Linked DNA regions of Homo sapiens: region 1 is linked to region 2. Evidence: read pairs that join two places in POLR2A ChIA-PET (ENCODE). Cell type or tissue: K562. All regions are shown on one strand. Each heading gives the region's core, and the rest is flanking DNA. Links, peaks and the distances in the headings are about the cores only.

Region 1 (5,376 bases), core at 274-5,273, 180 kb before region 2:
GAAGAGGAAGTCTGCCAAGATTCTGAATCACTAGGGCTCAGTTGGTGTGGAGTTCAGGTCCCCATCCCCTGTGGCATTGCATATTACATATCAACTGTGTTTAGTAGATTCAAAATAAACAATAGCACAGTCATTATGAAGACAAAGAGAATTTGAATTACTTTAATTCTGCCTTTCCTTGTGACCACTTGGAGTTTTTATTTTACAATTAAAACAGCAAAACAAAAGAACAGAGAAGTGTCATGTTTTGTTCCATATGTGCAAATGTTAGTGTATACGAGAGAGATTTTACTGCATTCAAACAGTATCTGTTGCATCATGGTGATAGAAAATGATTTTGTCTATAGAGGAGAGGCATATTAGAAACAATGGGCTTCAGGTGTCTGTTTTGCCTGGCATACCACTGTCTCCCAGCATGAAGTTCAGTTCTATAAGCATTTACCAGGTCAGGACCCTGAGGGTACAGCAGGGACTGCAACAGACATTTCCAAACCATGCATTCCACAGTTAATTATTTGAATATAAATGTCATAAAGGCTGTAAGAATGATCTAAGAAGTTGCTATATTGTCTAATTCTGTATAACAAATTGCTAGAAAACTTAATGGCTTAAAAAAATACACGTTTATTATGTCAGTTTCTTTGGGCCAGGAATTTGCAAGTGATTTAGCTGAGTGGTTCTGGCTCGGGGACTCTCATGAGGATACAATCAAGATGCTGGCCAGGGCTGCATCATCCAAAGGCTCAACTGAGACTAGAGGATCCACTTCCAAACTCACTCGCATGGCTGTTGGTAGGAGGCCACAGCTCCTCACCATGGGGGCTTCCTCAGAGGGCTGCTTGAGTGTTCTCACAACATGGCGGCCGGCTCTTCCCAGAGCCGGTGATCCAAGAGAGAACACAAAGAGGAATTCACACAATGCCTTTTATAATTTAGCTTCAGAAGTCACACCTTGCCACTTCTATTTATTAGAAGTACTCTATTAGAAGTTACTAAGTCCATCCCCATTTAATGGGAGGCGAATTGGGCTCCATTTTGGAGAGAGGAATGTCAACAAGTTCATGTAATAATTTTAAATTTATTGCCTATCTGTAGATTTGAGACAAGGTCTGGCTCTGTCACCCAGGCTGGAGTGTATGGTGCAATATTGGCTCACTGTAACCTCCACCTCCTGGACTCAAGTCATTATCCCACATCAGCCTCCCAAGTAGCTGGGACTACAGGCATGTTCCACCACACCTGGCTAATTTCTGTATATTTTGTAGAGATGAGGTTTTGCCATGTTGTCTAGGCTGGTCTCAAACTCCTGGGCTCAAATGGTCTGCCCACCTCAGCCTCCCAAAGTGCTGAGATTACAGGCATGAGCCACCAAGCCTGGCCAACACTGAAATTTTTTTTTTTTTTTTTTTAAAGAGATGGGGTCTTGCTCTGTCACCTAGGCTGGAATGCAGTGGCGCTATCACAACTCAAAGCAGCCTCCAACTCTCAGGCTCAAGGGATCCTCCTGCCTCAGCCTCCAGAGTAGCTGGGACCACAGGCCTGTGTCACCACACCCAGTGAATTTGTTGTTTTGTTTGTTTGTTTGTTTGTTTGTTTGTTTTTGTAGGGACAGGGCTCTCACTGTGTTGCCCAGGCTGATGAACTCCTGGTTTCAAGCCATCCTCTCACCTAAGTTTCCTAGGGGATTCTAGCTCTGAAGTGTGAAGGGGAGCTAGGCAGGTAAAGCAGGAGGAAAGAACATTTGGGCAGGGGAAACCGTATGCTTCGAGGTCATGGAGTGGACAGGAGCAGAGCTGCTGCTGTGCGGACGGCAGAGAGGAAAGTGGCCACTGGCGTAAGACAGGCAGGGCTGGGATCACGTCATGGTGAGGAGTTGGAGTTTTATCCTAATGGTGAGAGGAGAGCATGCAGTAGGGGCTTGCCAGGATCTAATTTGCATTTTTCTGGACATTTATGGCAATCCTATGGAGAACAAATCAGAGGGAGGCAGGAATAGATGGGAAAGGAACTCGTTGGAACATGGTTACCCTAGTCCACACTGCAGGGATGATGGCCTGGACTAGGGAGTGGCAGGGGGACTAGAAATAGCCACCTGGGCTGGGCGCGTTGGCTCATATAATCCCAGCACTTTGGGAGGCTCAGATGGGTGGATCACTTGAGGTCAGGAGTTCAAGACCAGCCTGGCCAACATGGTGAGACCCTGTCTCTACGAAAAATACAGAAATTAGCAGGGGTGTGGTGGTGTGCTCCAGTAATCTCAGCTACTTGGTAGGCTGAGGCATGAGAATTGCTTGAGCCTGAGAGGCGGAGGTTGCAGTGAGCTGGGATCACAGCACTGCACTCCAGCCTGGGCAACAGAGTGAGACCCTGTCTCAAAAAAATAAAAATTAAGATAAAATATAAAAATTGTGGTAAGAAAGAGGCACCTGGACCCCAGTCGTATTTACTCATTGGCTGTGTGGGGATGAGGGAGGGAGGGGTCAGAGGTGATGCTCAGGTTTCTGGCTTATGCAGCTGCCCAAGGAGGTGGCAAGTGGAGCCATCTACTCTGACAGGAAAACACTGGAGGAGGGGGAGCAGGTTACAAGAGCAAGATCCTAAACAGCTTCAACACACTCAGCTTGACAGCCCTACCAGATATCCAAATAGCCATAGCACGTACAGAGCCGGATACAGCAGGCTCGAGTTCAAGTTTGGAGATATCCATGTGGCCATGGGTTTAGCTTCTGGGGAGAGAATAAAGGCAGTTGATTAGATAAAAGAGGAGATAAGATGGAAGATGGCATTTGCATCCCCTATTAAGTGAAAGACTTTTCTACTTTTGTGATTTGATGAGATAGATCAAAAATGACCAGTTTAGTGTCCGGGTGCAGTGGCTCACGCCTGTAATCCCAGCACTTTGGGAGGCTGAGGTGGGTGGATCACAAGGTCAGGAGATCGAGAACATCTTGGCCAACATGGTGAAACCCCGTCTGTACTAAAAATACAAAAATTAGCTGGGCATGGTGGTACACGCCTGTAGTACCAGCTACTCTGGAAACTGAGACAGGAGAATCGCTTGAACCCAGGAGGCGGAGGTTGCAGTGAATTGAGATGGCTCCACTGCACTCCAGCCTGGGCAACAAGAGCGAAACTCTCAAAAAAAAAAAAAAAAAAAAAAAAGTTACCAGTTTTGCATAAGCTACTCAGGGTTGGGTTGAGTGTCTGTCACTTGCATCCAAAAAGTTCTGACAAATATACAAGGCAACCCGTGGAGAGTTTGCTCCCTCTGAGAACGATAAAGCAGCTCTTTCTCCCCCTTGGAAAGTAGATGAGAAAGTAATTTGTATGCAAATGGAGATGGATGTGACCTCCTGCTTTATCAATAGCAACTTGTCCCCTTTTCAGAAAACAGAAACTTACGTTCCACTTTGTACAAACGGTACAGTTCAGAATGGCAGCTGGAGGCAAATCTTTCTCTCTCTTTCTCCCCCAATTGCTAAGCAAGATCTCCCTTGCTGTGTAAATGCTTTCCTACCCTTTGACACAATTGCTTCAGGTCTTTTCTCCTGGGTGAAACGTTCCGCAGAAGGGGCCGGGCAGGGAACTTTAATTAGAAAGCAGATCACCCACCCACATGAGATCAAAATTCAGAGTGTACCCGTCCCTCCTGGCTGGCATTCTAGAAAAAGCAACTGAAGGAAGTAGAATGTGGGTGGTCTGACATGTCCACATCAAGTGCCTGGTCAGCATGTCGGTCCTGGGAGGGCAGGACCCTGGGGGTCCTTTCTTAGAAGAACACAAATTATCAAAGACCTGATGTGTTGGGATAGAAAGAAGGATGCCGGCTAAGATGACATCGAGTGTAAGCTTGAAGGCTATAACAAACCTTCCAGTAACAATAATGTGTTTATGCCGTATTTATCACCTACGAAGTGTTTTCACATACAATGCTCACCAACCTCTTCTTAGAGCAATGCCCCATCCTCATGGGATCTAACTTCTGAAAGAGCCTCCAGGTCCAGAAATCCTTGTTCCTTCAGACCCATCTTTGTCATTTTTAGAGCTTAACAAATTCTGAGAGAAGGTGGCAATGTCTTTTGTATTGTCAAACGCTGCATAACAAATCACTCCAACACACAGTGGCTTAGAACAATAGTCGTTTATTACCTTGTGGTTCCCGGGGGTCAGGAATTCAGGAGCAGTTTAACTGGGTGGTTCTGGCTGGATTTGTATCATGGGTTTGCAGTCAGATGTTGGCTGGGGCTACAGTCAGAAGACTTGAGGATTCTCTTCCAAAGTGACTCAGTCACAGAGGCTTCACTTGGTGGAACTTCCCATGGAGCTCCTTGAGTGATGTCACAACATGGCGGCTGGTTTCTCTCAGAGTGAATCATGAGGTAGAAACCACAACGCCTCCTATCACCTAGTCTCAGAAACCATACGCCATCATTTCTGCCATATTCTGTTCCCTAGAAGCAATTCACTGAGTCTAGTTCACACTCAGAAGGAGGAGAATTAGGCTCCATTTTGGAAGGAAGGAGTATCAAATTACTAGTGGAGATATATATAGATATATAGATATGTTTTTTTTGGAGACGCCCAGGCTGGAGTGCAGTGGCACAATATCGGCTCACTACAACTTCCGCCTCCCGGATTCAAGGGGTTCTCCTGCGTCAGCCACCCGAGTAGCTGGGATTACAGGCATGCGCTGCCAGGCCCAGATAATTTTTTGTATTTTAGTAGAGACAGGGTTTCACTGTGTTGTCCAGGCTGGTCTCGAACTCTTGAGCTCAGGCAGTCCACCCACCTCGGCCTCCCAAAGTGCTAGGATTACAGGCGTTAGCCACAGTGCCCGGCCTAGTGGATATATTTTAAAACCAAATCTCTTGAAGCTAAAAAGCTGAGAGAATGGGCATCAAGTCAGTGCAATAATTCATTGAGTAGGGACTAGGGAATCCACCTTCATCACATAAATTTTCACTTTGCAGCGAGCATTTTTTATTTTTTAGGGTCCTGGCAGGAAACAGATGGCACGTTCAGATAGTGAATTAGTAGACACAAAAAAAGCAATCGACAAAATCCAACACCCATTCATGACAAAAACCATCCACAAACTAGGAATAAGAGGGAACTTCCTCAACTTGATGAAGTGCACCACAGAAAACCCACAGCTAACGTTATACTTAATGGTGAAAGACTGAATGCTTTTCCCAAAGCTTGGAAATGAAGCAAAGACATTCATTCTCACCACTTCCATTCGGGAATTTACTGAAGATTCGAGCCAGTAAAATAAAGCTAAAAATATATAAAATAAAGACATCCAGATTGGAAAGAAAGAAGTAAAACTTTTTTAGTCACAGATGGCATCATCCTATATGTAGAAAATCTTAAGGA
Region 2 (5,376 bases), core at 57-5,056:
GGGCTCCTGGATGGCTGAGTGGGGCATTAGCGGTGGCCTCGTCAGTCACCATAAGGAACACTGCCCTTGGGAAATTACAGCGTGTGTGGGCTACCGCGTGTTCCTGCCCAAACCCATGGCAGGCTGGAGGCTAAAGACATAATTCACAGTGACGGGAACTCTTCGGGGTTTGGGAACGGGGTTTGCTGCTTTTGACCTAATGAATTAGCAGCTGATTAGAGCGGCTCCAGTCTGCAGAGGTTTCCATCAAAGCCTTTTCCATCAAAGATCTTCCACACTGGCCACGAGCATGCCCAAGGCTGCCATCTTCCCTCCTCCCCATCTCCAGGGGTGTCAGGACCTGTGTCAGTGGCCTCCCAGGCTGTCCACTCCCCAGGGTGGAACAGAAGCCCCTCTCCCCCTGCAGCCCCTGGTGTGGTCCACTCTGCCAGTGTCATCGAGGGTGACACGCCCCTCAGGACTTCCTGGCCTTTTCTTCCAAAGCAGAACATCTCTTTGATCCCAGAACGATTCCCTTTCTCTCCATCCTCCGCCTCCTGCTCCAAGGCTGATTATCTCTTCCTTTTCAGATCCCAAGCACTGCAAGTCCAGATGCAACGGGAGCCTGGCTCAAGGGACGACAAGATCCAGCCGGAAAGTGTAGAAGTCACACCCCAATGGCGGGATAGCAGCCCCTGTGTGTGAGCACCCCTCCATGCCAGGTACTCGGCATCTGTTATCCCCTCTATACCTCTCTATATATTATGGAGAGACAGGGTCTTGTTCTATCACTGCGGCTGGAGTGCAGTGATGTGATCATAACATACTGCAGCCCTCCACCTCCTTGGCTCAAGTGATCCTCCCATTTTAGCCTCCCAAGTAGCTGGGACCACAGGCACACACAACCAAATCTGGTGAATTTTTTAAATTTTTTGTAGAGACAGGGCCTTGCTCCGTTGCCCAGACTGGTCTCAAACTCCTGGCCTCAAGCGATCTCCCTGTCTCTGCCTCCCAAAGCACTGATTACAGGCAGGAGACACTGTGCCTGGCCGTTCCTTTATATTGGAAAAAACGCAAGTGATGGTGACCTGAGACTTGGCGGAGGGGCGGGAGTAGTGAAGGGAGAGAGGGGCAGAGATCAGGCTGTGACACCAGCCGGAGCTTGGGAGACCATCAGAGAAAAGGCTGGCAGGCCGGGGATGTAGTTGTGATAAGATTGAGGGGCTGGCAGAAAGCAAACCTTGCAGGGCCTGAAGATCAAGATCAAGATGCTGAACATGGGCCAGGCACAGTGGCTTACACCTGTAAATCCCAGCACTTTGGGAGGCCGAGGCAAGTGGATCATCTGAGGTCAAGAGTTCGAGACCAGCCTGGCCAACATGGTGAAACCCCGTCTCTACAAAAAATACAAAAATTAGCCAGGCATGGTGGTGGGCATCTGTAACCCCAGCTACTCAGGAGGCTGAGGCAGGAGAATCCTTGGACCCAGGAGGCCGAGGCTGCAGTGAGCCCAGATGGTGCCACTGCACTCCAGCCTGGGTGAAAGAGCAAGACTCTATCTCAAAAAAAAAAAAAAAAAAAAAAGTTGAACATGGCTTGGCATGGTGGTCATGCCTGTAATCCCAGCACTTTGGGAGTCCAAGGTGGGAAGATCACTCGAGCCCAGGAGTTTGAGACCAGCCTGGGCAACATAGCAAGACCCCATCTCTACAAAAATAATTTTTAAAATATTAGCTGGCCACGGTGGTGTTTGCCTGTGGTCCCAGCTACTCAGTAGGTGGAGGCAGGAGGATTGCTTGAGCTCAGGAGGCAGAGGCTGCTGTGAGCTGAGATCACGCCACGGCACTCCAGCCTGGGCAACAGCGCAGGACCCTATCTCAAGAAAAAAAAAAAAAAAAGATTGGAACTTTATCATAACAGCAAGAGGAAGCCACAGTAGAGGTCTTGAATGAGTAAGTCAGGACGTGAGGCCAGCAACTCTCATGGAATTCGTCCTCAGGTGGGTCACCTCCTGGTCCTTTGCTTCCCAGGGAAGGTGAGCAACACAGCCCTTTCTGTGGAGCCTAGCCTGGGGGTCTGGCACTTGCTTTTCAGCCATTTGCAAAGAGATTGGTGTGGCCTAGGACCTGTCTCACACTGGAAGTCAAACCCTGCCAAAGGTTGGGTTTGAGTTGCGAGTTGCGACAAGCTCCAGCTAAGACTTAGGTAGGGACGGGCCATCCAACCTGCCATGCTGTTAAAGTTCAGAGCCTCGGGGCCTCTGGGCACATTTCTGAGAAAACTGCCTTCAAAGAAACTGCCCAGAGCTTGACAGAGTCACTGGGTTCATCCCCGGTGATGAGGCTGAGTCATGCTGAGTTAGAGGGAAGTGTTAGAAGGGAAAATACATTTCGAATTGCGTCTGAGACATTTTTTTTCTTTTGAGGCTAGCTACACTCTCCATAGATTTTTTCCATGAAATATTTCATACATATAAATATGTATATATAATGTGTATCTATGAGGCAGAGAACAATGAAACAGACACTCATGTCCCCAGTTGAAGCATAACATAATTCCTTGTGTCACCAATGTCCTCAGGGGACCTTCCGAGGTCACATCTGTCTGGCTGCCCCTCCCCATGGGAAGCCACCATTCTGATTTTTATCAGTCCCCTTGTTTCTTGGTATAGTTTTGCCGTATATCCTTAACAGTAGGGTTTTGTTTTGTATGTTTAAAAAAAAAATTATTTTTAAGACAGGATTTTGCTCTGTCTCCCAGGCTGGAGTACAGTGGTATGATGATAGCTCCCTGCAGCCTCAACCTCCTGGCTTAAGCAATCCTTCCATCTCAGCCTTCTGGGTAGCTGGGACTACAAGCACGCAACCCCACACCCAGCTAAGTTTTTATTTTTTTGTAGAGATGGGGTCTTGCTATATCGTCCAGGCTGGCCTCAAACTCCCAGTCTCCCGTCTCGGCCTCCCAAAGTGCTGGGATTTCAGGCATGAGCCATCTCACTCAGCCTTGTTTTATATATATGTATATATTTTTTTAATTTTTTAGAGACAGGGTCTCACTTTTTCCCAGGCTGGAATGTAGTGGTGCCATCGTAGTTCATTGCAGCCTCGATCTCCTAGGCTCAAGTGATCCTCCCACCTCCCAAGCAGCTGGGACTACAGGCGTGTACCACCATGCCCAGCTACTTTGTTTTTATTTTTTGTAGAGATGGTGTCTCGCTGTGTTTTCCAGGCTGGTCTCAAACTTCTGGCCTCAAGCAATCCTCCCACCTGGGCCTCCCAAAGTGCTGAGATTATAGGCGTGAGCCACTGTGCCCAGCCTGTTTTTGAAGTACTTATAGACAGTTTTATACCATGCATCTTCTGTGGCTTGCTTTTTCACTCAGCATCATGTTCCTGAGGTCCACCTGTGCTTATGCACATGGTCATATTTCTTTCCATGTTCACTGCTGGGGAGTGCTCCAGCGTTGAATACACAGTGTATTTATCCACGCTGTTGGACGATGTCTGTGTGTGGTTTCTGGTTTTGGATACACGGTGCTGCTGTTGAACATTCTTGCACAGGTCTCTGGATGCACACGGGTAGAATTTCTCTAGGGATGATATCTAGAAGGGACTCCTGGCATGTATGTTCTGCATGTTCAACCCTACTAGGTGAAACCAACTTGTTTTCCAGCCCTTGCAGGTTTTTTTCATACAGTAACAAATGTCTGCAGGTGAGCCCCTGCTGGGAGCAGAGGTGCAATAGCGTCCTTACTCTGTCACTCCAGTGAGAACAGATGCCCCCAGATCATGGCTCCGGGTGTTTGTGATATGAACTCACCCTTCACCAGGCTACTTTATCTTGCCTGTCCCTCTGCCTAGCAAACTCCCACTCAAAATGCTCCCAGCTCTCTAAGGAGGGGGAACCTCAGGGAGGTCTTCACATGAAGGAGGCGTGGGCTGGAACCCCAGTTAGATTTGCTATGTGACCCTCAGCAAGTTGCTAGGGCTCTCTGGTTCTTGGTTTCCTTGTCTACAAAACAAGGGTGAGCACATCCATCTCTCAGAGCCGCTGTGGTCGTTAAATGAGATGATTTCTTTTTTTTTTTTTTTGGAGACAGAGTCTTGCTCTGTTGCCAGGGCTGGAGTGCAGTGGAACAATCTGGGTTCACTGCAAACTCTGCCTCCTGGGTTCAAGTGATTCTCTTGCCTCTGCCTCCTGAGTAGCTGGGACTACAGGCACCTGCCACCATGCTCAGCTGATGTTTTGTATTTTTAGAAGAGACGGGGTTTCGCTATGTTAGCCAGCCTGGTCTCGAACTCCTGACCTCAAGTGATCTGCCCACCTCGGCCTCCCAAAGTGCTGGGATTACAGGTGTAATCACCATGCCCAGCCAAATGAGATAATTTCTATAAAGGGTCAGGCACGGTGCCTGGCACGCGGGCAGCCCAGTGGGGAAGCACTTCCTGTTCTGCCAGCAGGGCGTGTGGCTGCCCTCTCTGCAGGGTTCCAGAGGATGCTGTTCCTCCCACCGGGGCTTGTGTGGGCGGCTGACACTTACCACCAACCTCTGAGCAGCTTGCAACCCAGGGTCTGTGTGCGAAACGTCTTTGCACCCTCTGTTCCCAGCACAGTGCTCAGCACAGAGCCAGTTCTCACTCAAGTCGGCTGAGGTTGAAGAGGCCCTTTCAGTCCAGGCACTCACAAACTGGTCCACTTTCCCAAGTTCAACTTCACCCCTGGTTGCTAAGCAACTGTGCTGCAAAGGGGCATTAACGATGGGACAGGTTTCAACGAGATCCAGGGTCTGTGATTTCACTGCATCTGAGGTAGAAGGGTCCCTTGGCCGGGCATGGTGGTGTGCGCCTATAGTCCCAGCTACTTAGGAGGCTGAGGTGGGAGGATTGCTGGAGCCTGGGAGCTCAAGGCTGCAGAGAGCTACAATGAGGTAGGAGGGTCCCTTTCATCTCTGCTCTGGAAAGAAGATTTGGCCCTAGTTATTTCCTGCTTAGCTGACAGGCCGCTGAGGTGGCTGCACCGGGTCACCCGGGGTCCCGGGAGGAAGGCTTTCTATGTCACTGAGCACTCTTGTAACACGTGGTTGGCATGTGCCAACTACAACCTCCTTGTTCATGAAAGCTGGTAAGAAATGCTGGTTGGTCTATCCAGACCTGCCTGTCTTCTTGCCTTGAGCTGCTGTTTAATTCCTAGGCCTGTGCCTTCTGACCCCGCAAAAGGTATAAGCTTCTTAACACCTGCCTTTCAGCTCTCTTGTGCATTCATGGTGCTGAGCAAGTCTTTGTACTAAGTAGATGTCTTTATTAGTTAGGAGGCTTTGGGCTGCAAATCACAGTAGACCCAACTTCACAAGGCTTGGGACAAAGAGCATTTATATCTTACAGGAGTCCAGAGGTGGGA

The links. ChIA-PET counts read pairs that join two places held together with the same protein. Peaks named below come from ENCODE experiments on the same cell type or tissue, not always from the same donor. Only the 100,000 strongest peaks of a DNase experiment are listed, where the experiment ranks them.
Region 1: POLR2A ChIA-PET joins it to region 2 with 5 read pairs; 4 of 35 experiments call an interaction of 5 or more read pairs at or near these places.

Annotation. Positions count from the first base shown.
Region 1 is chr7:3,133,817-3,139,192 of GRCh38, reverse strand. No RefSeq gene overlaps it. Among named protein-coding and RNA genes, the nearest start is that of CARD11, 93 kb to the right of the region's middle. In K562, for the core only: no CTCF peak of the experiment used is centred there; no DNase peak of the experiment used is centred there; H3K27me3 peaks cover 1,522 bases.
Region 2 is chr7:2,953,825-2,959,200 of GRCh38, reverse strand. CARD11 (caspase recruitment domain family member 11) reads left to right here. Exons shown (of 25, transcript NM_032415.7): 2 at 570-701. The coding sequence starts at 695. Among named protein-coding and RNA genes, the nearest start is that of CARD11-AS1, 12 kb to the right of the region's middle. RefSeq lists a silencer at 4,459-4,518. In K562, for the core only: no CTCF peak of the experiment used is centred there; DNase peaks (open chromatin) are centred at 2,300, 2,590 and 3,830.